Linked DNA regions of Homo sapiens: region 1 is linked to region 2. Evidence: read pairs that join two places in POLR2A ChIA-PET (ENCODE). Cell type or tissue: IMR-90. All regions are shown on one strand. Each heading gives the region's core, and the rest is flanking DNA. Links, peaks and the distances in the headings are about the cores only. Region 1 has its middle 31 kb from the start of PRRX1. Region 2 overlaps GORAB-AS1 (GORAB antisense RNA 1).

Region 1 (15,534 bases), core at 3,527-8,526, 110 kb before region 2:
TGCACAGTGTTTGTTTCTTCTTGGTGTAAAATAAGGCATCAGTTTTCATATTAATAATTCATATTTGTTAATTTATATTTCATTTTAAAAAACTTGCACCAACTTAATCTCTGCTCACCCCCTCTGAACTGTAAGTACTCTTGGCCCTGGTGCAACCAAGCCTCAGGAAACTGGCTTATTCCAGTGAGACTGGAGAAAAGGGAACCCTCACACACTGTTGGTAGGAATGTAAATTAGTACAGCTATTATGGAAAACAGTATGGAGGTTCCTCAAAAAATTAGAAATAGAAGTACCATATGATATAGCAATCCCACTACTGGGCATATATGAAATCAGACTCTTGAAGGATAACTGCATTCCTCTGTTCATTACAGCACTGCTCACAATAGCCAAGATGTGGAATCGATCTAAGTGGCCATCAGCAGATGAATGAAGAAAGAAAATATAGTATATAGCCACAATAATGTAGTCAGTTACAAATCAAACATATATACAACTACAAATCAAAATATATACTATTCAGCCTTAAAAAAGGAAGAAAATACTGTAATTTTCGACAACATGAATTAATCTGGAGGACATTATGTTAAGTGAAATAAGCCAAGCACAGAAAGATAAGTACCAAATGTCCTCATTCACACATGAGTGTAAGTATGTCTAACTGGCCGGGCATGGTGGCTCATGCCTTGTAATCCTAGCACTTTGGGAGGCCAAGGCAGGTGGATCACAAGGTCAAGAGATCGAGATAATCCTGGCCAACATGGTGAAACCCCGTCTCTACTAAAAATACAAAAATTAGCTGGGCGTGGTGGCATGTACCTGTAGTCCCAGCTACTCAAGAGGCTGAGGCAGGATAATCAGTTGAACCTGGTGTGTCTGGAGTTGGTTTCTTCCAGTGGGTTCGTGGTCTTGCTGACTTCAAGAATGGAGCCGTGGACCATCGCAGTGAGTGTTTCAGCTCTTAAAGATGGCATGGACCCAAAGAGTGAGCAGCAGCAAGATTTATTGTGAACAGCGAAAGAACAAAGCTTCCACAGCATGGAAGGGGACCCAAGTGGGTTGCTGCAGCGGGCTGGGGTGGCCAGCTTTTATTCCCTTATTTGTATCCCCCCATTTCCTGTTTCTGTCCTATCAGAATGCCCTTTTCTCAATCCTCCCCGTGATTGGTTACTTTTAGACTCCTGCTCATTGGTCCATTTTACAGAGTGCTGATTGGTCCATTTTACAAACCTCTTGCTAGCTACAGAACACTGGTGCGTTTTTACAGAGCAGTGATTGGTGCATTTTACAACCTCTTGCTAGCTACAGAGCACTGATTGGTGCGTTTTACAATCTTAGCTACAGACTGCAGATTGGTGCATTTTACAATCCTCTTGTAAGAAAAGTTCTCCAAGTCCCCACTCGACCCAGGAAGTCCAGCTGGCTTTACATCTCACCGGGAGGCAGAGGTTGCAGTGAGCCAAGATTGTGCCACTGTACTCCAGCCTGGTGACAAAGAGAGACTCCATCTAAAACAAACAAACAAACAAACAAAAAGTCTAACTCCTAGAAACAGAGAGTAAAATGATGCTTATTGGGGGAGATATTGGTCAAATAACACAAAATTTCAGTTAAACAACAGGGATAACTTTAAGAGATCTACTGTATATCATGGTGACTACAGTTAAGAACAATATGTTTTATACTTAAAAATTTCTAGGAGAGATTTTACAGGTTCTCATAAAAAATGGTATGTAGGCCAGGCACGGTGGCTCACGCCTGTAATCCCAGCACTTTGGGAGGCCAAGGCGGGTGGATCACGAAGTCAGGAGATCGAGACCATCTTGGCTAACACGGTGAAACCTAATCTCTACTAAAAATACAAAAAATTAGCTGGGCGTGGTGGCAGGCGCCCGTAGTCCCAGCTACTTGGGAGGCTGAGACAGGAGAATGGTGTGAACCCTGGAGGTGGAGCTTGCAGTAAGCCAAGATTGTGCCACTGCACTCCAGCCTGGGTTACAGAGGGAGACTCTATCTCAAAAAAAAGAAAAAAAGTAAGGTAATGCATATGTTAAATAGTTCAATTTAGCCATCTCACAAGTTATACATATATTAAAACATCATGCTGTACATCATAAATGTATACAATCTTTACCTGTCAGTTGAAAAAATGACAACACAAAAAATAATTCACAAACAGCCCATCATCATGGCCATATATATGGGGTGAGGGCTATCTCAGCTATGCTGTAGAACTCTTTGAAAAGACATACCTGATGTTTGCCTCTGCCCTATTAACTTGATCATATCAGCATCATTAGCCTTAATCTCATATTTGAGGACCCATAACGTGAAGGGTCACACATATATGGTATAGATGAGGTCTACATTAAACTGAAACCCTCAGTCTAAACATTGTAAATTCCAAGGAGTCAAAAGGGCCAAACAGAAAATATTTTATGTTTTGTTTTTTGTTTTTTTGTTTTGTTTTGAGATGGAGTCTCACTCTGTTACCCAGGCTGGAGTACAATGGAACAATCTTGGCCCACTGCAACCTCCACCTCCCAGGCTCAAGCGATTTTCCTGCCTCAGCCTCCCAAGTGGCTGGGATTACAGGGGCCCACCACTGAGCCTGGCTAATTTTTGTATTTTTAGTAGAGACAGGGTTTCACCATGCTGGCCAAGCTGGTCTCAAACTCCTGACCTCAGGTGATTCACCCGCCTCAACCTCCCAAAGTGCTGGGATTACAGGAGTGCATTTTATGTTTTAGGAATATTTTTCACTTTGCTGTAACCTTGATTGTTCGCTAAGATGAAGAACAGACTATTCCAGAAATATCCTTTTTAAAATTTATTTTATTATTATTTTTTTTTGAGACAGCGTCTTCCTCTATCACCCAGGCTGGAGTGCAGTGGTGCAACCAGGGCTCACTTCAACCTCTGCCCCACCCTGAGTTCAAGTGATTCTCCCATCTCAGTGTCCGGCCCCCTCAGTAGCTGGGACTACAGGCAGGTGCCATCACGCCTGGCTAATTTTTGTATTTTTTGATAGAGATGGGGTTTTGCCATGTTGTTCAGGCCGTCCTCAAATTCCTAGGCTCAAGCAGTTCACCCGCTTCGGCCTCCGAAAGTGCTGAATTACAGGCATGAGCTACGCTGCCTGGCCAAGATCCATATCTTGAAGCACCTAAAGACTAAGGCTGGCCTTTTTCATATTCCACAAACACTCCAAGCTTTTGCCTACCTAAGAGCCATGTAGAATTGCTCGGTCATGGATTATCATTACATTTGAAAGTTTTATAGGTATCACCAAATTGTGAAACACTGAATTTCAGAAGATGTTTCTTACGTAGGATTTTATTTAGATATATGGGTGATACTGTGAACAATACCCTTGACAATGTTTATGAGTTAATGCAATAGTGAATTATGTGTTTGAAAGAGACTAATCCTAATCATTACTATTAAATAGATATAGTTATATAGCAAAAATATTTCTGAAGCCCACGGGGTGGCTATCCAGTTTACTTCTCCTGAAAAGTGAAGGGTAAGGAGCGTGTGTTGTTTTTCTGCTGTGTTTCCATAGGGTAGCGGCATCCTGCCTTTGGCTTCAGTGCTTGAAGCCAAAGAACAATTAACAGAAGGTAGTGTCAGGTGAGGATCAGTGTAGTCATTTGCTAGGGCTGCCATAACAAAGTACCAGGAACTGAGTGGCTTAAACAACAGACATTAATTGTCTCACAGCGATGAATACCAGAAGTCTGAAATCAATATGTCCACGGCAGTCATTCCTTCTGAGTATTGTGAGGGAAGGATCTGTTCCAGGCCTCTCTTCTTGGCTTATAGATGGCTGTATTTTCTCTGTGTCTCTTCACATCGTCTTCCCTCTATGTATTTCTGTCTCCTTTTTGCAAGGCACCAGTCATATTGGGTACCAGTGATTTTTCCTTCATTATCTCCATGAATACTCCATCTTTAGGCCTTTACGAATGTCATATTCTGAGGCACTGGATAAGACTACAACATATCTTTTGAGGAGGGAGGGTGAGATACAATTCAACCCAAAACAATAAGGATGGTCTGAGGTTGGGCAACCAACAGATGAGAAAGCCAAGATCCAAAAGCAAGGGAGACTGGAGATTTAAGAGAACCCATTCATGATGGGGTTCAAAGAGCCCAGAGCGATCAGAAACTTGGAATAATTCCTAAGCTGAAATGCCAATAATTGCAGTAATTTTTTATGTGATGTCCCTAACAATAATGATGTTTGGGTCAGGAGATTTTAAAGAAGGAAAAAAAAAAAAACAACCAAAAACTGAAACAAGAGGCCAGACACCATGGCTCACACCTATAATCCTAGCACTCTGGGAAGCCAAGACGGGCAGATTGCCTGAGTTCAGGGGTTTGAGACCAGCCTGGGCAACATGGTGAAACCTCGTCTCTACTAAAAATACCAAAAAAAAAAAAAAATAGCTGGGCATGGTGGCATTTTCCTGTAGTCCCAGCTACTTGGGAGGCTGAGGCATGAGAATCGCTTGAAACTGGGAGGCAGAGGTTGGTTGCAGTGAGCCAAGATAGTGCCACTGCACTCAAGCCTGGGCAACAGAGACTCTGTCTCAAAAAAAAAAAAAAGGGAAAAAAAAGAAAAAACATTTGAACAAGAGGAGAGCTGCGGTAGCAATGGTGTAAAACGAGGCCAAGTTGTGACACTGTCCATAATCAGGGGACTATAATATTATTTAATATTACCATCTTTGACCCTTCTGAACTCCTTATTTATTCTCATTTTGGTTTTTCTTTCCTTTCGTTTTATATTGAAGTAATTTAGATTGGGTTTAATTCCAAGTAGTTTTTGCAGCAATAAAGTCTATTTTGCTAAAGACTTCCATGTTCCATGTCTATTAAGTTTCTGAAGATGGTGAATTCTATTAAAAGAGAGCTAGAGAAACAATTCTTCAAAACAACTTGAATGCTAAGTTTGCACTCTTTAAGGGGGAAAATAAATTTTTTAAAAAGAGCATAAGAATCTAATAAAAGTGTTGCCATTCTACAAATTCAGGTCAGAAAGAAATGTTGCAACCTCCCTGTCAAATCAATTTAATTCCTATTTTAAGACTGCAACACATGAGACAAAAAACATAAACGTTAATATTTCTTGGACTTCTCCATTCTGGGTTATAGTACAGATTTTAGATTTTATACAGGGTGAAGACTAGGGGTGAGGCACCTTGTCTTCAGTCTTTCTGCCACATTGATAGCCATGGAAATGTCTTCTGCCCACATGACCCTTTCAGGACCAACAGATTCCTACTACTTCTGGAATGTTTCCAGCACAGACCCTTTCTTGATGAGATTGCTTGTGTGTTCTTCTGCCTAAGAACTGCTCAGCCAGGTCCTCTTGGAGGTCTCAGAACATTTCCTGTGGTGCCCTGAGAAGCAGGATGTTGATCTCTTCTACTCTAACAGCTCACAAATCTCTTTCTTTTCTTTCAACCCACTAGCTCAAAAGGGGCAGGGTGATTTTCACCCTAATGGAAATAATTTTCCATTTGTTCATGCTATAGAATTTCCTTCTTTTTGCCTCCTCAGCATACTCCACAACCAATCATTTCCTCTGAAGCTTGGGCTTTTAGAAACAATGGACAGAATGACTTTGATCTGTGTTTGCTTCCTTCCTTGCCCTGTATCATCATTCCTGAGTAATGACAGGAGGACTAGCAACCTTCAATGTGGAGAAGGGAAGGTGGAAAATAGAAAAAGGGTATGTTAATATCACAAAATATGTTTCCAGGAGCACAATTAAGGTACAAGTGTTCTCAAACCAGTTACATCTTTACACACAGTCAGTAACAAGCAAGACTAATATCATGGCTAATAGCATAAAGGGAGACCACCAGAGTTAGCCAATGGCTTTTTTATTGTTTTGCTGGGGAAAAGACTCAGTGAAACTTTACCCAATTAAAATTTATCCATAGCTATTTTCATCTTCTGAAAACAATATGACTTAAACCTCTTCAGTTTAGAATATAATGCCTCTGGAATTTCCCAATGCTTCATTGAGAGTCTGCTTTCTAGAGTCCATATGCTGCTTGTACATCACTGACATCTCATTAATAGCATTAGTAAAGGATGACTCAATGAAAGACTCTCCATTCTATCAAAGCAGTAGATTTTGTGGTAAAAAGAGAAAAAGTAAATTGGAAGTTGCAGTTGCCTTCCCAGGGCCTGCATGCCTTAGTCTACATTGTAGTCACGCATGTAAGATGTGCCAAATCAAAAATAATTGTTTTTAGAAACAAATGCCAGCTTTCTAAGGACCACTCAATTTATTTCATACTTTTTTTCCACAAAAAGTAGACATTTCAGAGTGGCATTATCATCTACCAGAAAAAGTTATCTGATGGCATTTGGCTTACCAGAATGAGAATTCTTTTTAGATTGTTAAGCAGCTACTGACTACTTAACAGTTCTCACATTACACTGAATATAAGCAGTATTGCTAAAAGCCAATACTCATCTGACATAGTGAAATTGAAATTAAGCACAAAATTATAGAAAACATCAGAATATTATTATTCACTTCTCAGAAACAGTGTCATCTAGGCAGATGGCATGGCTAATTCCTGTAATCCCCACACTTTGGGAGGCTGAAATAGGAGGATCTCTTAAGGCCAGGAGTTTGAGACCAGCCTGGGCAACACAGCAAAACCCCATCTCTACAATCAAAATAAAAACAAATTAGCTGAGCATGGTGGCACATGCATGTAGTTCCAATTACTCAAGAGGCTGAGGCAAGAGGATTACTTGAGCCCAGAAGTTTGAGGTTGCAGTGAGCCATGAGAATACTACTGTACTCCAGCCTGGGTGAAAGAGCCATACCACGTCTCAAAAAATAAAAAAGAAAGAAAGAAAGAAAAAAATAAAGAAACTAAAATCAATGTCATCTAAGCACAGATAGACAAATGAATGCTCACTCTTTTCTTAGGGGATGAGCAATTAGCCAAATGCAATAGCATGTATTTATAAATTTTTATATCACAAACTAGACTTCTAGTCTCTGTTCCAGTATGTAAGCTACTTGGAAATTGTCATTCTCATCCTCAAAACAAAGCAACAACAAAAAAAGCTGAACAAACTGAAAATAAACACTCTTCTTATATCCTTCAGAAAACTGAGGTCACAGGGCAAACTCAAAATAGAGAAATAGGTTAATACAGAAAATCACAATTACCAGACCAGAAGCAAAAATCTTCTGCAAGAACCAGTATCAAGATATGAAGATTTCAACTGTAATTGACAAGTTGTTGGCAGCTCAGTGTGGACAAATTTGAGAGTTAAAAACTCTAGGGGGCCTAATCTTAGGGGAGCCCCTATTCTTTTGTGAGTTTTACATCTAGAAGCCCTACCAGGTTTTCACAGTGAATATCTGGTAACAAAAAAAAAAAAAAAAAAGAAAACAAACAAAAAAAAAAACCCTTCTGTTTCCTGAAGGGTATGGGGAAAGTTTCCATTTAAAATTTGCCCAGATTATTTTGTTCTTCTCAAACAGGCCTACTCTCATGAAAAACTATTTTACCAGAGTTTAATCAATTGGAGGTCTTATCAGAACCTAACTGACCTGAGAGAAATACTCTACTTCAGCTACCTCTAGCCAGTCTTACTCACCAAAGAGGAGGAAAAATTGAGAAGCACTCATGAAGCTCACAGCTCAGGAGCACAGGCTAACTAAAAGCCTAAGACTGCATCAAAGGACTGTGGAACACTTACTCTTGCCACACACCTTACCATCACACCAATAGGGCTCTTGTATAATAATTGGGGAATACAACTAAAAGAACTGGATGTGTCAGACTTTATTTAAGAAGAAATCTCTAAGGAAACTCAGAGACAACCAGAAACACAAATAGAAAAACACAAGAGGAAATGTTAACCTCTGACACCTACAGCTACAGCCTAACTCCTAGTCAGATAAACGTAAAGCCTCACAAAAAAGACCCTATCTACCTCTGTTCCACTTACCCAGTATTTCATGTCTAGCTTCCAATATAAAATTGTAAGGCACAATGAAAGACAAAAAAAAATTTTTTTGAAGAGATAGAGCAAGCATCAGATCCAGAGTCAGACATGGCAAGGATGTTGGAATTATTAGATTGGGAATTTAAAACAACTATGATTAATATGCTGAGAGCTCTAGTGGAGAAAATGGACAACGTGAGAACAGATGAGTGATGTAGGCAGAAAGGAGAAAATTTTTTAAAAGAATCAAGAGGAAATATTAGAAATCAAAAACACTGTAGCAAGAATGAAGAATACCTTTAAGGGGCACTTCAATGAACTGAACACAACTGAAGAAAGAATCAGTGAGCTTAAAGAAATGTCAATAGAAACTTCTAAAACTGAAATACAAAGAGAAGAAAAGACAACAGAATATCCAAGAATTGTGGAACAATTACAAAATGTATAACATACACATAATAGGAATACCAGAAGGACAATAAGGAGAAAACAGAACAGAAGAAATATTTGAAGCAATGCTAACTGAGAATTTCCTAAAGTTAATGATAGACACCAAACCACAGATACAGAAAGCTCAGAGAACAAGTAGGATAAAAAACCAAAATTTACATCTAGGCATATAATTTTCAAACTGCAGAAAGTTAAAAACAAAGGGAACATCTTGAAAGAAATCAGAGGAAAAAACACCTTACCTATAAAGAAGTAAGAATAAGAATTACACTGGTGGTGTGGGGGTGGTACATTGGTGGGGGGGGACGGGGGTGGGGGTCCGGGGTACGGGGGTGGGGACTGGGGACGACGGGGATGGGGGACGGGGACGGGGGCTGGGGGAAGGGCCAAGATGGCTGACAAGAAGCAACAGCATTAGGAGGCTCTCATTGAAAAATAAAACATAATAGGCTTGTGAATCCTTTACCGGCAACCAAAGTATCCAGGTTCTGTCATCAAAATGGACTCGAGGGCTGGCATGACCCATGGAGACAAGGAAGAACAGTGTGGTGCTGCGGCCCACCTGAGAGCCATATGGGGAAGGGGAATCGCCGCCCCCCAGCCAAGGGAGGCAGTGAGTGAGCACGCTACTCAGCCGGGGAAACTGCTTTTTCCACGGAACTGTGCAACCCACGGATCGGAAGATCCCACTTGCGAACCCAGTCCACCAGGGCCTAGCACCCCCACCCCAGAATGCACAGATTCTTACAGCTTCTCAGCTAGAATCTGATCAAGCCTATCGAACTCCCAGCAGGAGGGGCGACCAGCACCGGCTGTGGCTGCCTGCTGTCTAAGTTGTTTGAGCTCCTTTAGGGAGGGGCAGCAACCAGCACTGGGACTCACAGCTGCCTAACACACTAAGCTCTTTGGGTGGCGGAAGGGCAGCAACCATTTCTATAGCTCCAGGCTGCGCTTTTCCCCTGCTGGAGCCAGGGAGGCTGGACGGCTCAGTCCCAACACTTGTCCCCACAGCCCAACACACCAGCTGGCCTGCGGTCAGAGTGCATCTTCAGGCCTAATTCTGACCCATCCTTCCTCAGTGGGCGGGGCTTTCCTGCAGGATCTCCAATAACTCCAGCCAGAGCCTCAGGGACAGAATTTGGATCTCCCTGGGCCTGAGCCCCTAGAAGGAGGGGTGGCTTCAGTCTCTACAGACCAGCCGACTTAGCCTCTCCTCCTGGTAGTTCTGAGGAATTCGGGCAGCCCAGATGAGTCAGTTCCCCCCACCAGTGAAACACACCCTCTCCGCCAAGGGACAAAGTGCTCTGTTAAATAGGTCCTGCTCCCTGTTAACCCAACTGGGTGAGACCCTCCAACAGGGGTTGTCAGACACCCTATACAAGAGCAATTCTACTGACAACAGGTTGGTGCCCCTTGAGATCAGAGGTTCCAGAGGAAGGAGCAGGCACCCATCTTTGCTGTTCTCCAGGCTCCTTGAGTGACATCTCTAGACATGGGAGTGAATCAGATAAATAAGGCCTGAAGTGAACCCCCAGAAACTTCAGCAGCCCTATAGAAGAGGGACTTCACCATTGAAAGGAAAACAAGCAGAAAGCAACAACAACAGCATCATCAACAACAACAAAAAGCCCCCACAAAAACCCCATCCAAGGATCAGCAGCCTCAAAGACCGAAACTAGACAAACTCACGAAGATGAGAAAGAATCAACAATACAATGTTGAAAACCCAAAAGAGAGAAATTTATAGTACTAAATGCCCACATCAGAAAGCTAGAAAGATCTCAAATTGACACCCTAACATCACAATTAAAAGAGCTAGAGAGTCAAGAGCACACTAACACAAAAGCTAGCAGAAGATAAGAAATAACTAAGATCAGAGACGAATTGAAGGAGATAGAGAAACGAAAAACCCTCCAAATAATCAACTAATCCAGGAGGTGGTTTCCTGAAAAAATTAACAAATAGATTGACCGCTAGCTAGACTAATAAAGAAGAAGAGAGAGAAGAATCAAATAGACACAATAAAAAATAATAAAGGGGATATCGCTACTGACCCCACAGAAACACAAACTAGCATCAGAGAATACTATAAACACCTCTGCACAAATAAACTAGAAAATCTAGAAGAAATGGATAAATTCCTGGATGCATACATTCTACCAAGACTAAACCAGGAAGAAATTGAATCCCTGAATAGAACAATAATAAGCTCTGAAATTGAGGGAGTAATTAATAGCCTCCCAAACAAACAAACAAACAAACAAACAGGACCAGACAGATTCACAGGTGAATACTACCAAAAATACAAAGATGAGCTGGTACCATTCCTTCTGAAACTATTCCAAACAATTGAAAAGGAGGGACTACTCTCTAACTCATTTTATGAAGCCAGCATCATCCTGATACAAAACTGGGAAGAGACACAACGACAACAACAACAAACTTCAGGCCAATATCCCTGATGAACATTGATGCGAAAATCCTCAATAAAATACTGGCAAACTAAATCCAGCAGCACATTAAAAAACTTATGCACCACAATCAACTCAGCTGCATCCCTGGAATGCAAGATTGGTTCAACGTATGCAAATCAATAAATGTAATCCATCACATAAACAGAACCAAAGACCACATGATTATCTCAATAAATGCAGAAAAGGCCTTTGATAAAATTCAACATCCCTTCATGCTAAAAACTCTCAATAAACCATATAAATAAACTAAATAAACATATATTGATGGAACATACATGTAAACAATAAGAGCTATTTACGACAAACCCACAGCCAATATCATAATGAATGGGCAAAAGTGGTAAGCATTCCCTTTGAAAACCAGCACAAGACAAGGATGCCCTCTCTCACCACTCCTATTCAACATAGTATTAGAAGTTCTGGCCAGGGCAATCAGGCAAGAGAAATAAATAAAGCGTATTCGAATAAGAAGAGAGGAAGTCAAATTGTCTCTGCTTGCAGATAACATGATTGTATATTTAGAAAACCCCATCATCTCAGCCCAGAAACTTCTTGAACTGATAAGCAACTTCAGCAAAGAATCAGGATACAAAATCAATGTGCAGAAATAACAAACATTCCTTTACACCAACAATAGGCAAGCAGAGAGCCGAATCATGAATGAACTCCCCTTCACAATCGCCACAAAGAGAATAAAATACCTAAGAATACAGCTAACAGGGGATGTGAATACAGATAACAAGGGATGTGAAGGACTTCTTCACTGCTCAAGAAAATAAGAGAGGACACAAACAAATGGAAAAACATTCCATGCTCATGGATAGGAAGAATCAATATCGTGAAAATGGCCATACCACCCAAAGTAATTTATAGAGTCAATGTTATTCCCATCAAACTACCATTGACATTCTTCACAGAATTAGAAAAAACAATTTTAAATTTCATATGGAATCAAAGAAGACCCACCCCCCGATATAGCCAAGACAATCCTAAGCAAAAAGAACAAAGCTGGAGGCATCACGCTACCTGACTTCAAACTATACTACAAGGCTACAGTCACCAAAGCAGCATGGTACTGGTACCAAAACAGACATGTAGACCAATGAAGCAGAACAGAGACCTCAGAAATAACACCACAGATCTATAACCATCTGATCTTCAACAAACTTGCCAAAAACAAGCAATGGGGAAAGGATCTCCTATTCAGAAAATGGTACTGGGAAAACTGGCTAGCCATATGCAGAAAACTGAAACTGGACGCTGTCTTTACACCTTATACAAAAATTAACTCAAGATGGACTAAAGACTTAAATGTAAAGCCCCAAACCATAAAAACCCTAGAAGAAAATCTAGGCAATACCATTCAGGACATAGGCATGGGCAAAGACTCCATGAAAAAAGTGCCAAAAGCAATGGCAACAAAAGCCAAAATTGACAAATGGGATCTAATTAAACTAAAGAGCTTCTGCAAGTGAAAGAAACTATCATCAGAGTGAACAGAAAATCTACAGAATGGGAGAAGTTTTTGCAATCTCCCCATCTGACAAAGTTCTAATATCTAGAATCTACAAGGAGCTTACAGTTACAAGAAAAAAAAAATCAAAAATTGGGCAAAGGATATGAGCAGAGACTTCTCAAAAGAAGGCATTTATGCAGCCTACAAACATATGAAGAAAAGCTCAACATCACTAATCATCAGAGAAATGCAAATCAAAACCACAATGAGATACCATCTCACGCCAGTCAGAATGGCAATTATTTAAAAGTCAGAAAACAATAGAATAGACACCGGCAAGGCTGTAGAGAAATAGGAACGCTTTTACACTGTTGGTGGGAGTGTAAATTAGTTCAACCATTGTGGAAGACAGTATGGTGACTCCTCAAGGATCTAGGACCAGAAATACCATTTGACCCAGCAATCCCATTACTGGGTATATACCCAAAGGAATATAAATCATTCTACTATAAAGACACATGCACACATATGTTTATTGCAGCACTATTTACAATAGTAAAGACATGGAACCAACCCAAACCCCCATCAATGATAGACTGGATAAAGAAAATGTGGCACATATACACCATGGAATACCATGCAGCCATAAAAAGGAATGAGGTCATGTCCTTTGCAGGGACATGGATGAAGCTGGAAGCCATTATCCTCAGCAACTTAACACAGGAACAGAAAACCAAACACCACATGTTCTCACTCATAAGTGGGAGTTGAACACTGAGAACACGTGGACATGGGGAGGGGAACAACACACACCAGGGCCCTTTTGGTGGTGGGGGATGAGGGGAGGGAACTTAGAGGATGGGTCAATAGGTGCAGCAAACCACCATGGCACACATATACCTATGTAACAAACCTCCACATTCTGCACATGTATCCCATTTTGTTTTTTTTTTAGAAGAAATAAAGAAAAACAAACAAAAAAAGAACTACATTGGGCTTATTTTCAGAATGCATGCAAACAAGAAGAGAGTAAGGTGAAATATTTAATGTATTAAAAGAAAAAAACCACCAGTCTAGAATTCTTCATTCTTCTAAACTAAAAGAGAAAGATTTTCTCCAACAAGTAAAAACTGAGGAATTTGTCACTAGCAGATCTGCCTTGCAGGAAATGTTAAAAGAATTTTTTCAGAAGGAAGAAACATGACATGATAGATACTTGGATCTACATAAAGAAAGGCAGGGCCGGGTGCAATGGCTCACGCCTGTAATACCAGCACTTTGGGAGGCCAAGGTGGGTGGATCACGAGGTCGGGAGTTCGAGACCAGCCTGGCCAATATAGTGAAACCCCGTTTCTACTAAAGATACAAAAAAATTAGCCGAGCATGGTGGCGGGCACCTGTAATCCTAGCTACTCAGGAGGCTAAGGCAGGAGAATCGCTTGAACCCGGGAGGCAGAGGTTGCAGTGAGCCAAGATCACGCCATTGCACACTCCAACCTGGGCAACAAGAGTGAAACTCCATCAAAAAAAAAAGAAAAAGAAAGGCAGAGTGTTAGAGAAGAAACATATGACAGTAAAATACCATTAACTATGGATCGTCTTCAAAAGATGAGCTTACCTACTTAAATCATTAAATATACAGAACTAAAGTTTTTCTCAGAAGAGAATCATAAATTCTAAAGGATTTTTTTATTTACTCAATACATTATTTTCCTATCAATAATATGTCATTTCTAATGGTTTAATAATAGGGTGCTTTATTTGTTCAACAAACAATTATTGAATGTATGCTAAATGTTAGACTCTATTACTATTAATAGAAAAAAGGAACAAAGTTAAAAAGAATTATTTCTCCCCAAAAGAAGTATACAATTTAATAAAGCTAGAGAAATGCTGCTTGAAAATTTACTAATACAGTGAGCTGAAATACATGAGTGTCATATACACAAGTTAAGTGTCACTTTCAGGGAAGCATCTGACTTTAAAGATGTCAGGCAAAGTTCATTAGAGGACACAGCATTAAAACTGAAATTTAAATGTGAGAGGAGTTTACAAAGGGATGATAACTGTGTATGCAAAGGTATAAAGAAGCATGACATGTATCAAAAATGCAAAGTGGCCAGGGGTGGTGTCATACCTGTAATCCCAGTAATTTGGGAGACCGAGGCAGATAGATCACTTACAGACCAGCCTGAGCAACATGGTGCAACCCTGTCTCTACCCAAAAAAAAAGCCAGGTGTGGTGGCACAGGCCTGTAGTCCCAGCTATTCAGGAGGCTGAGGTGGGAGGGTCTCCTGAACTTGTGAGTCCGAGGCTACAGTGACCCAAGATCATGCCACTGCACTCCAGCCTGGCGGACAGAGTCAAAAAAAAAAAAAAGAAAAGAAAATGCAAAGTGATTCGGTATCACCCACATTTAGAGAAAAAGAGTGGGGAATGAGGCTGGACCAGTGGAAGTCAGGTAAGAAAAGTCTTACATGCTTGGCAAAGGGATTGACTTTTGTTTATTTGTTTTTGTTTTTGTTTTTTTGAGACAGAGTCTCACTCTGAAGCCCAGGCTGGAGTGCAGTGGCGTGATCTCAGCTCACTGCAACCTCTGCCTCACAGGTTCAAGTGATTCTCCCATCTCAGCTTCCTGAGTAGTTGGGATTACAGGCATGCGCCAACATGCCTAGCTAATTTTTGTATTTTTAGTAATGATGGAGTTTCACCATGTGGGCCAGGCTGCTCTTGAACTCCCGACCTCAGGGGATCCGCCTGTCTTGGCCTCCCAAAGTGCTGGGATTACAGGCGTGAGCCACCGTGCCTGGCCTTTGTTTTTGTTTTTCTGTAGACAAATCAGGTTTATTGAAGAATAGTGGATTATAATAACAAAAGCACTAGGTAACATTTATTGACTGTTACCTTATTCCAGGCTCTGTTCTAAATAGCTTACCTTTATTAATTTGTTTAAGCCTCACAATCTGCTGCAAGACTCAGCATGGTTAAGTAACTTGTCCAAAGTCATTCAGCTCAGTGGCAGAGCTGGGTAGGATGTGACGTAGTGGCACTTGTGTTTAGAATTACCTTTCTGATAGCCATGTAAAAGATGAAGAGGTTGGTGATAAACTCAGGCAATGGTCATGGGGATGGGGAGGAGGGGCAGATAGTCAGAAAG
Region 2 (15,534 bases), core at 6,620-11,619:
CAGATTTCTTTTGCTTTGGGTTGTTTCCTTTGTGAATAATTATAATATGTAACTTTCCTCTTAAGGGATTTCTTTTTCTTTTTTTCTTACTTTTTTTTTTTTTTTTTTTTGAGACATAGTTTCGCTCTTGTTGCACAAGCTGGAGTGCAATAGCACGATCTCGGCTCACTGCAACCTCCGCCTCCCGGGTTCAAGCGATTCTCCCGCCTCAGCCTCCCGAGTAGCTGGGATTACAGGCGCCGGCCACCACACCCGGCTAATTTTCTGTATTTTTAGTAGACACGGGGTTTCACCATGTTAGCCAGGCTGGTCTCGAACTCCTGACCTTAGGGTATCCGCCCGCCTCGGGCTTCCAAAGTGTTGGGATTACAAGCGTGAGCCACTGCGCCCGGCCGGGATTTCTTAGTCTCCCCTTTAAATCTGTTTTTCAGAGAAGACATTGTAAAACGTCGGTGCTGGGGGATGGGAAAGCATTTCTTAGGATCCTGCCTGGAATCCTAATACCGTAATTCGGGTTCTGCCTTGAACACTAACCTGAGATCCCATTTCCTCATTTGAAATATGGTTGCAAAGATTAAAAGATGCAAGCGTTGTCAAAATACACATAGATAAGGATGATTCAAGAGAGACCTAGTTATACTATTTTTCATGGTTCTCTTTCACTATTTTTGCAGTAAGAACAACAAAACACCTCATCTTGGCTTACATTTTAAAATACTTTGGCTTTAGTGTGTTGATATTTTTAAACAAAATGAAAGAAAGGAGTAAAGTACAAAATAAAACACGTCAAGAAAAGTTGAAATGAGTACTTCAGATTTAGTAAGTGATAAAAAGTGAAGGATGTTTGGAATTTCCCATGTAAATCCGAGCTTTTAAAACTTAAAGTGGTTTCTGAAATTTGGGGATGCTGCAGATGCGTCATTTTAAATATGTACTCATTTTTTATAATATTAAACAATCAAAATGCCTGGAGGAGACAGTTACCACCAGTTTCTGAATATAGACTGAATATAGACTACGTATATTCAAGTTATAGATTATCTAGCTCCAAAGTAGTAGATGGGGATCAGTGGCAATCTGGTAGTTAATTCAGTTTCCTAGTTGCAGGCAACCGCCATCTAGTTCATCTAATAACAGTAAACCACCTTGTGTGCCCCATGTTGAATTTTATACATAAATGTTCTTTAGTTCACTCTGGGGGAATTTCAAAAATTATCCGTAATCTTAATAAAGATGTAAATTAGGATATTTTAAAAGGTTTTGCATTGGCCCTTAATGAGAACCAAAGCGAAAGTGACACGTGGTAAAAGATAATAAAATCCGTCTGTATAAAAGTTATAATTTCCAGTTTGCTAGGTTCTAAATCTCCTGTTTGTTGTTTCTGTTGGCTCTCCCTCATGGTGGCTAGTTTCTTCAAATGTTGTGTAATATTTAAGTGGGAATTTATCTTCAAAGTTCTTTGTTCTGCAGAAGTCTTCTCTTCCTTGAGTTAAGAAAGTGTCTCTACAGATTGGTTTTATTGGTCCTAAAGTTTCAGTTGTTTTAATCCAGATTTAAGGTAATTTTTTCAGCTTCTACTGTAAATTTGGTTCTTGGGTCCCACCCCCATATATGATATAGGACTCAGGTCTCAGTATTTTTTAATTGCCTTTATATGTATACAAATTATACACAACTTTATTTCAACAATCTTGTCTTCAAATATGTGAAGGAATCCCAATCCCTAGGATCTATATTTACATAGAATCCCCCTTTCTATATCTCTTTAGCTTTCTTTTAAGTTCTATGATGTATTTTTTGATTATGTAAATAAAAACATGTTATATGTTTTTATGTAAACAAAAAACATAATAATATTACTCACAGATAGCAAGCCTCCTTACTGCTTTTCCAAAGCAACAGTCTTAAGTTTTTGTGTTTTTGTTTTTTTTTTAAAGACAGGGTCTCACCCTGTCACGTAGGCTGGAGTGCAGTGGCATGATCTTAGCTCACTGCAACCTCTGTCTCCAGGACTCAAGCGATCCTTCCATGTCTTTGTCTCCAGAGTAGCTGGGGCTATAGGTGCCCACTACCATGCATGGATAATTTTTATATTTTTTTGTGGAGACGAGGTTTGCCATGTTGCTCAGGCTGCTCTCCAACTCCTGAGCTCAAGCGGTCTGCCCAACTGGGCCTCCCACTTGCTGGGATCACAGGCATGAGCCACTGTGCCTGGAGTTTTTCTAACCCTCTGTGATCATATGGTCTGTCTTTTCTAGACTCAGCTTTATTTCAGCAATCTTGTCTTCAAATTATGTGTAGGAATCCCAATCCCCAGGACCTATATCTAGGTAGAGGCCCCCCCTTTCAACATCTTCTTTGCTTTCTTTTAGGCTCTGTGATATATATTTTTTGTTTACATAAATAAGAACATGTTATACAGTATTTAGCATCTTTATGTGTTTATAGAAGGGGACCACCTATGACAATTTAGACAATATCTCTGGTTGATTCTCCATCAGAGCGCCTAGAATATAAAAATGAAGACTAATTGTGTCTGTAGCCTGGTCAAAACAGTAAAATGCTTTCCCAGCACACTTTGAATAAAATCCCAGTTCCTGCATGTTCCTACATGATCTCACCCCTGTCTACCTCTCTTATGTGATCATTAGGCTGTCTTTCCCTTTACTCTGCACTCACTATAATCCAGCCAAAATTGGCATTCGTTGGGGTTTTGGAATACACCAGACTCTCTTTTCTACTATCCTCTACTACCTACCCAGAGCTTTCCCAAATGCTGTCCTTTAATTATTATCTTTCCCTTGTCTGGCTGGTTCTTCCTGCTTCTTTACGCTTTGGCCTTAAATATTCACATAGACGTTCTATGACCACCCTATCTAAGTAGCACCCGCCCACTTCTATGTTTTTTATAACTTTTTACAGCACTAATTAAAAGTTCTCATCTCTTCTGTCTACAGACTGAGCTCCTTGCTTTACCAGCATTTATCCTCGAATGTAAAGTGACCCATCCAATTCCCTTTTTTATACTGCCAGTTGCCTCTCTTCCTTTCCTGTCCCTGCTCCTTTGCCTGACTCTTCATTTCTACCTACGACTTGGGGATATAGGACTGCCTTTCTAACCCTTATGCCTTCCTTACTCAGGATCTGTAAGTAAAAATCTTTGAACTTATTTCCTATTGTGGTTGTGTATTGAATTTGTGCCTTCCATCTGGAGAACATGGGGCTACCCCAGACCAAGTTTTGCCCTGGAGAAACACAGGTTGGACTCCCAGTGCCAGAGCAGTGGTCAGAAAGGCATTGAGTGGATGTGGGTCAGACAAGAGCCACAAGGGTGTCTGCCAGTATAAAAGAGATCACCCTGTGAGGGACCCCCTGGTTGTGGGTCAGACAACTAGGATGTCTACCAGGTAAAAGAAGTATCCCATGAAAGGCACTCTGTAAACACCCATATCTAGTTCCCCTTCATTTCCTGTAAGGTCAGGGTTGCTGTGGTACTACAACCCCAGTTTAGCTCTGGGCTCTCAAAACAGTAAGTCTTGCACACCTGTCAGATTTACTTTAAAATACGATGCTATTATAAGTAGCGTTATTTTTAATTTCAATTTTTAATTAGTTTGTTATTTATACCTGCTACAGTCTTAATTTTGGTATACCTCACAAAATTCATATTCTGGAACTTAATCTTCATGTGACAGTATTAAGAGGTGGGGCCTTTAGGAGGTAATTTGATCACGAGGTCAGGGCCCTCATGTATGGGATTAGTGTCCTTATAAAAGAAGCTTGAGGGAGTCGGATTGCCTCTTCCATGTGAATATGGAGCAACAAGATTCCATCTATGAAGCAGAGAGCAAGCCGTTACCAGACACCAAATCTGCCAACACCTTGGTCTTGGACTCCCCAGCCTCTAGAACTGAACAATAAATTTCTGTTGTTTGTAAATTATCTAGTCTAAGGTTTTTTTTATAGTAGCCAAATGAGCTAAGACAATATAGAAATAAAATGGACTCATTGTTGATCTTGTATCCTCTGACCACAATAAACAAATATATTAGTTGTAATCGCATTTTTTGGTAGATTTCATTGGATTGTCTACAAAGACAATCATGTCTGCAAATAAACAGTTTTACATCTTTTTTTTTCTAATCTAGTTGCTTTTTATTTCCTTTTTTGCCTTATTGCACTGGCTAGACCCACCAGTACAATGTTGAATAGAAAAAGCGAGATTGTATACCCTGACTTGATTCTGATCACAAGGGAAAAACATAAAGCCTTTCACCATTAAGCATGATGTTAACTTTAGGTTTTTCATTAATGCCCTTTAACAGCTTATGAAATTCCTTTCTGTTTCTAGTTTTCCGAGAACCTTTCTCAGAATGGATAGTGGATTTTGATGCATGCTTTTTCTGAGTCTATTGAGATGATCATATGATTTTTCTCTTTCATATTGTTAATATAGTCAATTGCATTGAGTGGCCAGTGTTACACTAATCTTGTATTTCTGGGATAAACTCCATTTAGGTATGATATATTATCCTTTTTATATGTTGGGTTTAATTGTTAATATATTTTATTTAGAAATTTTACATATGTTCATGAGGGATATCTGTCTGTAGTTCTGTTTCTTGTAATGTCTTTGTCTGATTTGGGATCAGGGTAATATTCTGACACAATGAGTTGAGAAATAGTCTCTCAAATTTTTTGGCTGACTGTGCTACTGATATTCATTATATACTTGATAGAATTTACCAGTGAAGTCATTTGGAGTTTCCTTTGTGGGAAAGTTTTTAACTTCAAATTTAATAACTTTAATAGATACAGGGCTATTCACATAATCTTCTTGAGTGACTTTGGTGTTTTTTCTCTCAAGATATTTGTCCATTTTATCCAAGTTTTTCAATGTATTGGCATAAAGTTGTTTATAATACTCTTTTATTGCTCAGTAAAGAGTTAACTTAGTGGACTTGGGATGCTCAAACCCTGCACTTGCCCAAGAAAAGACTAGCCTTTGACTGGCTCCTAGGAGATAAGCTCCAAGCTTTTAGAATATCCCACCTAATAAGATCATCTTTATGTACATGGGGCTTTTGGCCTTACCAGATAGTTTATGCTAACAACGTGATTCAGTAAATGGCTGTTTTTGTTTGTTTGTCTTCCTGCGCCATGCTGTATCAGTTTGATGCCTGGAGGGGCTGGAGATTGGGTAGCTAAAGTTAGTTGTATGAGTGCTCTCTGCCTATGTGATTGACCCCCAATAAGAATCCTACACGTCAAAGTGAGCTTCCTGGTTAGCAATCAATACTTTGTATGCATTGTCACACATAATTGCTGGGAGAATTAAGTGCTGTCCACACAAATATACTAGGAAAGGACAGCTGTAAGCTCACACCTGATTTCTCCTGGACTCTTCCCTACGTGTCTTTTAATTTTGCTGATTTTAATCTGAATCCTTTCATTGTGATAAACTGTAACTGTGAGTACGACTGCTTTTCTCAGTTCTATGAGTCTTTCTGGCAAATCATCAAACCTGAGGGTGGCATGGAGACCTCTCATATACTTATCATTCTTTTAATATCTGTAGACTTTGTAGTGATTTCGCTTCTCTACTGATATTGGTAATTTGTGTCTTCTCTCTTTAAAATTTTTTTTGTCACTGTCATTAGAGGTTTATCAGTTTTATTAATTTTTCTCCAAAAAGTTTTTGGTTTTGTTGAACTTTTCTATTGTTTATTGGCTTTCTATTTTATTGATTTCTGTTCTAATCTTTACTGTTGTATTTCTTCCGCTTTCTTTGGATTTCATTTGCTTTTCTTTTCCTAGTTTCTTAGGGTGGAAACTGAGTTCATTAATTTAAAACTTTTCTTCCTTTCTAAATAAGTGCTTAATACAATAAAATTTTCCCTAACTATCACTGTAGCAGCATCCCATGAATTTTGATATACTGTGTCTTTATTTTCATTCAATTCAAAATTCCTTTTTATTTCCTCTTGATTTTTTGATTCATGGATTATTTGAGATTTTGTTATTTGGTTTCCAAATATTTTGGAGCTTTTCTGGAGAACTTTCTCTTATTGGTTCCTATTTTTAGTTCCATGTCATCAAAATTTAATTTGTATAATTTAAATCCTTTTAAATTTATTAAGACTTCTTAAATGTCTCATAATATAGTTTCCCTTTAATTTTTTTTTTTTTTTTGGAGTTTCGCTCTTGTTGCCCAGGCTGGAGTGCAATGGCATGATCTCAGCTCACTGCAACCTCTGCCTCCCAGGTTCAAGTGATTCTCCTGCCTCAGCCTCCTGAGTAGCTGGGATTACAGGCATGCACCACCACGCCCAGCTAATTTTTGTATTTTTAGTAGAGACGGGGTTTCTCCATGTTGGTGAGGTTGGTCTTGAACCCCCGACCTCAGGTGATCTGCCTGCCTCAGCCTCCCAAGATTAGGTTTTTAAGTCCTCTATAGCCTTACTCATTTTCTGACTCCTTGTACTATTATTTATTGAGAGATGAGAAATATCCTATTATAACTGTAGATTTGTTCATTAATCCTTGCAGTTATCTCAGTTTTGTTTCATGTATCTTGAAACTCTGTTATAATAATAACAGGTGAATAAATGTTTGTGTTTGTATGTCTTCTTGATTCTTAGACTCATTTATCATAATGAAATGATCTTTTTCTTCCCCCTAATTTTGGTCTGAAATCTACTTTATCTGATATTAATATAGCCACTGTAACTTTCTTTTGCTAAATATTAGCCTTGGTATATCTTTTTCCTCTTTCCTTTTTCTAATGACTGTATCTATTTCCTTTATAAACTTATTAGCTATATTCTTTGTTTTGTTATTTTAGTAATTGCTCTAGGGTTTGGTATGTATTTTTAACTTATCATAGTCTATCTTCAGGTAGTATCATACCACATGTACTATAAGAACCTTATAAATATACACCTCTGCTTTTTCTCTCCTGGCCTTTATGCTATTGTTTCATACCTTTCATTTATACGTATGTCTTAAAATCCACACTGCAATGTTATCATTTTTGCTAAAATAGTAAGTTAACTTTTAAACAGATTTAAATAAAAATATATATTTACACATGTAGATAAAATTTCCTGTGTTCTTCACTTCTTTGTGTAGATTCATATTTCCACCAGGCATCATTTTCATTCTACCTGATGGGCTTTTTTTTTTTTTTTCTTTTTTAGTATTTCTTACAGTGTAGGTCTGCTGCTGATTAATTCTTTCAGCTTTCATCTGTAGGAAAAGTCTTTATTTTGCCTTAGTTTTCGAAAGACATTTCACTAGACATAAAATTCTAGTTTAACTTTTTTTAAAAAATTACTTTATTCTCTTCCACTCTTCTAGTTTGCATTGTTTCTGATGAGAAATTTGTATCATCACCTTTGCTCCTTACATAATGGGTGTTTTTTCTCTGTCTTTTAAGATTTTTACTTTATCACTGTTTTTGATCAATTTGAATATGATGTACCATGGTATAGTGTGTAGCTTCCTTGCTTTCTTTTTTTTTTTTCTTCTTTTTCTTTCTCTTTCTGTCTTCCTTTTTTTCTCTCTTTGTCTTTCTTTCCTTTTCTCTTTCTTTCTTTCTTTTTCTCTTCTTTCTTTCATTCTTTCTTTTTGTACTTCGGGTTCTTTGAGATACTTGAATGTCTGGGTTTATAGTTTTCATCAAATTTGAAAGTTTTCTGACCATTATTTCCTTAAATATATTATTGTTCTCCCTTCCTTTTTCCTCTTCTTTTGGGGCTTCCATTACATGTTAGCTACTTGAAGTTTTCCTGTAGCTCACTGATGGTCATTTCATTTTTAACATCTTTTTCTCTCTCTTTACTTCATTTTGTATAGTTTCTATTGCTACATCTTTAAGTTCACTAATATTTTTAATAATTTTTTCTCTAATGTCTAATCTTTTATTAATTGAATCTAGTATATTTTTTTATTACAGACGTTGTAGTTCTCATCTCAAGATATTCAATTTAGATAGTTTTTATATCTTTGATTATTTAAGGTATTTTTATATCTTTTCAACATATGGAATACAGGAATGACAAATATTAATATCCATGTCTGCTGATTCTAATAACTATGTTAGTTCTAGGTAAGTTTCAATTGATTAATCTTTTTACTCATTATTTTTATTTTCCTACTTCTTTGCATGACTGGTAATCTTTTGTTTGGTTCAAGACATTGTCAGTTTTACCTTGTTGGGTGCTAGCTATTTTTCTTTTCCTATAAATATTTTTGAGCTTTGTTCTGAGATACACTTAAGTTACTTGAAAATAGGCTTATCTTTTTGAGCCTTGATTTTGGAATTTGTGACATAACCAAAGCAATGGTTAGTCAAGGACTAATTATTCAATGATTAGTCAGGGACTAATTATTTCCTGCTACTAATGCAAGAATCTTCTGAATACTCTACCAAATGCTCTGGGAATTGTAAAGGTTTCCAGTCTGATTGATGGGAACAGGCACTATGCCTGGTCTGGTGTTTTTGCATAGTTCTTTCCCTGGTGTTTTATCCCATTTTGTGCTGCCATATCAGAATACTACAGACTGGGTAATTTATAAATAATAGAAATTTATTTCACAGTTCTGGAGGCTGGGAAATATAAGGTCAAGGTGCCAACAGGTTTGGTGTTGGTAATGGCCTGGTGTTCACTTCCAAGATGGCTGTTAAACATGACGTCCTTTGAAGGGGAGAAAAACTGTTCCTCACATGATAGAAGAGTGGAAGGGCCAAGCAAGGGAGAACCCACTCCTGGAAGCCCTTTTATAAAGGCATTAAACCCGCCCATGCAGATGGAGCCCTTGTGACATAATCGCCTCTTAAAGGCTGTACCTTCCAAAACCATTTTGTTGGCAATTAAATTTTAACATGTGTTTTGGAAGGGACAAACAGTCAAATCATAGCTTCTGGCTCATGTAGTTTCCTCACTTATATGTGCTGATCACCTTGAGGGAGACTGTCTGCTGGTCTCCATGATTCTTCTTCTATGCAGCTCACTCCTTTCTGATACCTCGTCATACAAATTCTAGTTTCCTTGCTCTTCTTGCAGTCTGAGCTTCACCTCCTCAAGTAGGAGTCCTCTAGGATTTGTCCAGTCCCTCCCCTGCCACATGCTGTGGCCTGAGGACTCTCAAGGCAGTCAACTGGGGAAATCATAGGTCTTGCCTCAATTTTTTTCTCATCTCTTAGAGATCACTGTCCTTGGTTGCCTGATATCCTGTCTCTTGAAAACTATTGTTATTCTATTTATTTGTTTATTTTGGGTTTAGAAGGAAACATAAATTAAGTCCCTGTTACTTACTCTGTTTTTGTCAAAAGGGCAAGTCCCAGCAAAGTTTCAACTATTATTCCATTTTGTAGATGAGGAAACTGAGGCACCAAGAGATTAAGTTAGTTGTCCAAGCTTTCACAGCTTGTTAGTCATAGAGCTAGAATTCAAATATTAGCTCTTGAATACTTGAGCAGTATAACTTCAGAATTTACAATTTTAACTACTACTATCTACTTTCATATTACTTCTAAGCTTGCTAAGAACTGGGCAAACATTTCATTAAATGTTTATGTAGCTCATATGAGCAGAATGTGGATGACTAATGGTCCTTAACTCCACATCCCCATGATATTTGCATTTTCAAAAGAATATGCTTATTTATTCAGTATGCTTGTTTATCACATACTATTAAATATATGATAGAAATATGTATTCTAACAAAGAAAAATGAGAAATATTTATGAAGTGTAGCAGAAGCTGTTTTTAGTTATTAACTCTTCCAGTTTCCCTCTACCTTGGAATTTTCTGGCTTGGTTTTCCTAAGTTATTCTTAATTTTTGCCAATTTCTCTTAATCCATTCTCAGACTATTACCAATGGATTAAAAGTTTCCCTTTTTTAAACCTTTGTATCCATTCATCAAAGACTGGGAAAATGGTGGTTATTTGTATGTAAATCACTTAAAAATGAAGAGCTACAAGTAATTTAACAGCTTGCATTTTCCTTTGGGAAGCATTCAGAGATCTTTTCCAATAGCTTTCGGATTCCAATTTGTTCTTTTTTGTTAGAACTTTTGTCTGTCCCTGAGTGCATAACTATTAGGTAGGCAGGAGAGATATGTGGGAAAGTACTTTTTTTTTTTTTTTTTTTTTTACTGCTGCATTACAGGTAACTAGAAACAGTGCTGGAGATGGTGGCTGAATATTGTTGAATGAATGAGTGGATGGATGGATGAATCAAGCTGGTGGCCAGCTAGAGGAGCCTAAGGGAGACTAGACTAGACTGGGCAAACATACGCTGTAGACAGCATATTCAGACTGAAGTGAATACCCAGCACCCAGGCAATTGAGTCTTGACTATATTGTGTTCTGGCTTTGGGATATGGTTATGTTCTACTTACATTTGAATACAGTTGCATTTTGATTTCATCTAAAATAAGGAAATCATACTGATGACTCAGAAGATACAAGAAAATTGAGTTTCTCCTGTCTTTTACTTATGCTGTCTTCACTGGAACATTTTAAATATGTATTTCAATGAAGAGGCAATTCCATTTAAGTGAACTAGTATTTCAAGCATTTTTAAAAAACAAAAACACATAAAAAGCATTAACTAGAACTGCCAGGCAAAATAGCCCTCCTGTTTAATAGTTTCCATCAGTCCTCAGTTTAATTACCACATTATTCTGCCAGCTTTCTCCAGAAATAATTGACTGAATGAAGTCATTTCATTTGATATTTACAAACACTAGACTTGTAAAGGGGGTATCTGTCAATTCCCCCTTGGCTTGGAAATGACTAAGGCTGACCTGGCAGTACACAACTGCTATTTTGGGCTCAGCATATTTTCATAGTCACCAACTCAGTAAGATGATGGGAAAGAAAGAGAGGCAGGTAAAACTTTTGGCATTTGTGCTCAGTTTTCTAATTTTGTAATTTTTGCTGTGAAAAAATGAGGGAGTAAAACCCTGATTTGCTCTAAGACACAAACAGGTTGGAAGTGATGTTTTTGTGTGTGGTTGTTAGAATATCCTGTTAAATTCTGAATAGTCTAGAAGGAATCTGCAAAGCTTTGGGTAGCTATAGTGAAAGCTTAAACTGGCTTATCAATCATGATAAAAATGAATTACAAAGGTCAGTCTGTTAATGTTATTGATTTAATGTTCTGGAATCAAGTGTTCTTCATTTAGATTAAATAATAAAATATTATTTTGAAGGCATAATGTCAAATGGATAGGAGATAAGATGAAGATTAGGCTGGAAATTATTTTATCTCAGGCAGCCAACAGGAAATTTCAAAAGACAAGGCTAATATAAGTGAAGTTTTTAAAGAATTGAAGTAGAACACCAAATCGCGGCACTATAGATTCAGGTTTATAAGTGTCAGTCATTACTACATAGAAAAAAATGATTCAGAAGCTTCTGGTGGTCTTCAGAAGGAATTGTAGTAATATTTACAATGTGATGTTTTCATAGTGACTATTTATAGTCTTAAAATTTTGAAGGGTGGGGAGATTGGAAGAAAGACCATTTTGGGTAAGGTGTTAATTTAAGAAACAACAGAATAGTAGAAGTGATAAACATCTTAAGAGGCATATAAGAAGTGAGATGGGCCAGGTGCGGTGGCTTTTGACTGTAATCCCAGTACTTTGGGAGGCCAAGGCAGGCAATCAACTGAGGTGAGGAGTTCGATACCAGCCTGGCCAACACGGCAAAACCCCATCTCTACTAAAATTAGCCGGGCATGGCAGCGCATGCCTGTAGTACCAGCTAATTGGGAGGCTGAGGCAGGAGAATCGCTTGAACTGGGAGGTGGATGTTGCAGTGAGCCGAGATTGTGCCACTGCATTCTAGCCTGGGCGGCAGAGTGAGACCCTGTCTCAAAAAAAAAAAAAAAAGAGATGGTTGAAGCTAATATAATTATGAAGAGTATAGAAAGAATGAACTCAGATTTATTTCTTATTCGAATCTACATTTCAGCTACACAGGAGTATGAAATCTCTTAAAGATGAGCCTGAGTAATCCAGAGTATATTTTCATCCATAATATCATCAATAATTTCAGTTCAGTCATCTCAGTGACAACTTAGACATTTGGTGAAAACTCATTTTCATTTTATATGATAGCAGCAGGTTGTGCAGGACATGAAGGCTATACAGTTTTGTGAGGCCTCCTTAAGTAAAAAGTAAATGCAGCACTGTAAATATACACTGAGTTATTGGGACTAGGAAGCCTGATGAGAGGCCCACAAGCTTGAGCTTTAGTAGCTTCAGGTCAGTCTGCTTCTGGTTAACAAATTTAATTTCATTTATATAGAGTGAAAAGATTCATTGTAAGTAAAGCGTAACTAGAATATGAATGTGGTGGAAAGAGGAGTAGATTGGGATTTAAGACCTGTGTTCTAGCCTAGGCTGACTCATTCATTTTCATTGCTCATTTACTGAATGCAGCATTGTAAAAGGTATTATGGAAGTGGCTGTGAATACAGTGAATACAAAGGTCCGTGCTTCTGGAATAAAGCACTCCATGCCCAATCTGAATTTAGGAAATAGTGTACACTCTACCCTTCTTAGTGACACACTATAGGCTTCGGCATATTAATGGCTCTGAGGGGTTTTACTGTTAATAAAAACAAACACATCATAAACACACAAGGTTTAACTTCATTTATTCCAGTTTTTAGGTTCTTTTCTTTTTTAATTTGTATAACACATACTGACATCACCTAGAAGACATTTTGGAAAATGCTGTTATAAGAAATTTTCTCACTCTGCTTTCTTGACGATTATACCTGTTCTTAGGTTTTCCTCTTTGGTCAAGTAGAAACTCTTGTCAGGTAATGGAATCCATATTCCCAGCAGTGTATTTGAGACAGACCTGTACACTTTGGACTCAGCCAGCAGTTCTTATTAAATGATACCACCCATCAAGCAGATATTGGCTGTGTGGGGTGTGATAGGTGCTTAACTGGGATGTAGGGACTGGCTTTTCACAACCCAGGCTTATTCTTCCTGATTCCTGGGAAGACTTTCCTTTAAGCATTCTTCAGTCGTCTTAAATGAGCTTTCTGCGTTAGTGGTGTTGCCTTCTGTGCTTGTTTATAGAGGTTACTACACTTGGCATGTGGATACCACCCAAGCAGCCTGTGCAGGGGTTGGAGGCTCAAGCAAAAGTAAGATTCTACTCCTTCTTCAGACTATTTCTGAATGTGGAGGCTGCCTGAAAGAAGGCCTCTTGCCAAGTATGGCTTGGAATTTAAACTTAATGCCAGTCACCACACCTTTTTTAGGGTAATTACCACTTAACCAAACATTTCTGAGTTCCTTATAAATTGGCCCCCTCAGTCATTTAACCATTTTAGTAGCTCTTCTCTGAACTCGGTCCAAGTTTTCCACAATTCTGGTAACAAGGGACTCTCCAGGGAATTCCATGTCCAGGTGCGGCAACCTTGCCAGGGCATTTGGTGGAGGGGGGCGAGGGAACAAGAGAAAGATGACAATCATCTAATATCCCTTAGGCTCTCATAAATGTATGGCAGCTTTCCAAATAACAGAGTTGAGCTCACAGTAAATGAGTAGGCGAGTAGACTGGAAATGGCTCCTTCTTTCGTTTAGGTGAAAGAAAAGCCAATGGCCACTGGCCTGCAAACAAGTAGTGATGGGGTGTGTGTGAATTTGAAGAAATCCTTCACTTTTAGGATTAACATTATAGCCGTACTTAATGGTAGGAAATCATTCTAAAGCAAAGGTTGAGAGGTTCTTAACAGGGATATTCCAAGGAAAGGCAATGGCCTAATCCAATGTTACCATTGCCCTTTATTCATCATTGGCGCTGTTTTTATGTAAATAAGGTCAGGAAAGTCTTGTCTATTATTTTTGTTTTTTCAGTATTTGATGGGTCTGAATGAAAATCTGATGAAACAGATGTTACTTGAAGCTGAGTGACTTTCTCAGGGTCAAGCAAATAAGTAAATGGAGGAGCCAGAATTATACCCCAGGTATGTATAGTTTCAAGCCCTGTACTTTTTACTTGACTGTAAACAAACAAAGCAAACAAAACAAAAATATTCCTGTTCGTACATCCTGTGTCTAACACTGGTTCAAAAAGTGAAATGTTAACATTTATTGGCAAGTCTTTTTTTTTTTTTTCTTAGTTACTGTCTTACTGTGTCCACATTTAAAAAAAAATTGTGGTCATTAGCTTACCTTTTTTTTTTTTTTGATAACTCCCTTTTATACCAAAAAATAAGATTCCAAAGACATCAGCATCTGGTACTCAGGTGAAAGTACATTATGTCAGTTTGTTGGGGTTCTGGGTGACCCTAACAAGGATACTGGTAAAAGATTAAGATTTAAGTTCAAAATCAATAATAAATTCTTGAAAAATATAGGGTACTTTTATTTGTTGATGTTCGGGACATTAAAACAAATATTTAACATCTGATTCCAAAGCTAATTAAATATATGTATAATGGACCACCCTACAAAATACATTAATAAGTTACTTATGCATGGAGCTATGTATCTTTGTGGCCACTAATGTTTAAACCATATTTAAAATGCATAAATATTGTTATAAAACAAAACTAGGCAAGGAGAACCATACCAGAAGGAGTATAATAGTTAACAACAAATATGCATATGGTTGTAGTATTTTAAAGATACTTTTTGTAATTATGAGAGTTTAAGATTTCAACTGAAATGCAATTATTTCCCACAACCTAGAAAATTACTTGATACTAAGATTCTCAATTCACCATTGCTGGCATGGGATCACATGGCTAATACTGCTGGAATTGGGCTTTTGTTCTAAGCTCCTTGCTCTATCATAGATTTCTCCCTGATCATCACGGGATGATTGTTTCCTTAACAATAATCCTGTAATCAAGTGAGGCTTTTCAGGGAGTCGAATGCTAATATCGAACTCAGAATTCTTCTTTTCTTCTCTGGTCTAACAACTGTTTGTGCCAGCCCTATCCCACTGTAGAGGTTGAGTTCTGTAGATCCGTATCTACTTTGAACACAGCTGGACTCTCAGGTAGTTTGGTCTTTGGGGGCTGATATACCTAAAATAACTATGAATAGTTAAATCTGACCACGTGTGATATGGCAGTTGCCTTTTAATTTTAATGGAATATTTTAGAGCATTTTTATGGAAAAGCTCTTAAAGTTCTTTTTTTCACTACCTTAATGAAGGGGAAAATGTGTTGCTGTAGCTGTTATTTTTTATAATAAATTTAAAGGAGTTCCTACAAATCTTAACAAGTAAAATCAAATATTTAATGCTTTTGGCAAAATGCCTTTATAAGATTTCCAGAACAAAATAAAATGTTCTGTAGTTAAACTTCTTTGAATAAATTAGACTGAATTTCTAAGGGTACTTACATCATGTATCAATATTTTCAAGTTAATTTGATATAAGGAATCATCAAACAGCATCATTACAGTAGTTACTGTTGCAACTGAAAAGACTTATGCTCACATTTTAAACCAGAACAAAAAGCTAGATTCACAAATATGAACATTC

Evidence for each region. Peaks named below come from ENCODE experiments on the same cell type or tissue, not always from the same donor. Only the 100,000 strongest peaks of a DNase experiment are listed, where the experiment ranks them.
Region 1: POLR2A ChIA-PET joins it to region 2 with 5 read pairs; 7 of 35 experiments call an interaction of 5 or more read pairs at or near these places.

What each region holds. Positions count from the first base shown.
Region 1 is chr1:170,625,084-170,640,617 of GRCh38, reverse strand. No RefSeq gene overlaps it. Among named protein-coding and RNA genes, the nearest start is that of PRRX1, 31 kb to the left of the region's middle. RefSeq lists enhancers at 676-1,875, 8,787-9,286. In IMR-90, for the core only: no CTCF peak of the experiment used is centred there; a DNase peak (open chromatin) is centred at 6,087; H3K27ac peaks cover 998 bases.
Region 2 is chr1:170,516,065-170,531,598 of GRCh38, reverse strand. All of the region lies in intron 1 of GORAB-AS1 (GORAB antisense RNA 1), which reads left to right. Among named protein-coding and RNA genes, the nearest start is that of GORAB, 8.3 kb to the left of the region's middle. RefSeq lists a silencer at 12,284-12,484. In IMR-90, for the core only: no CTCF peak of the experiment used is centred there; DNase peaks (open chromatin) are centred at 9,588 and 10,808; H3K27ac peaks cover 788 bases.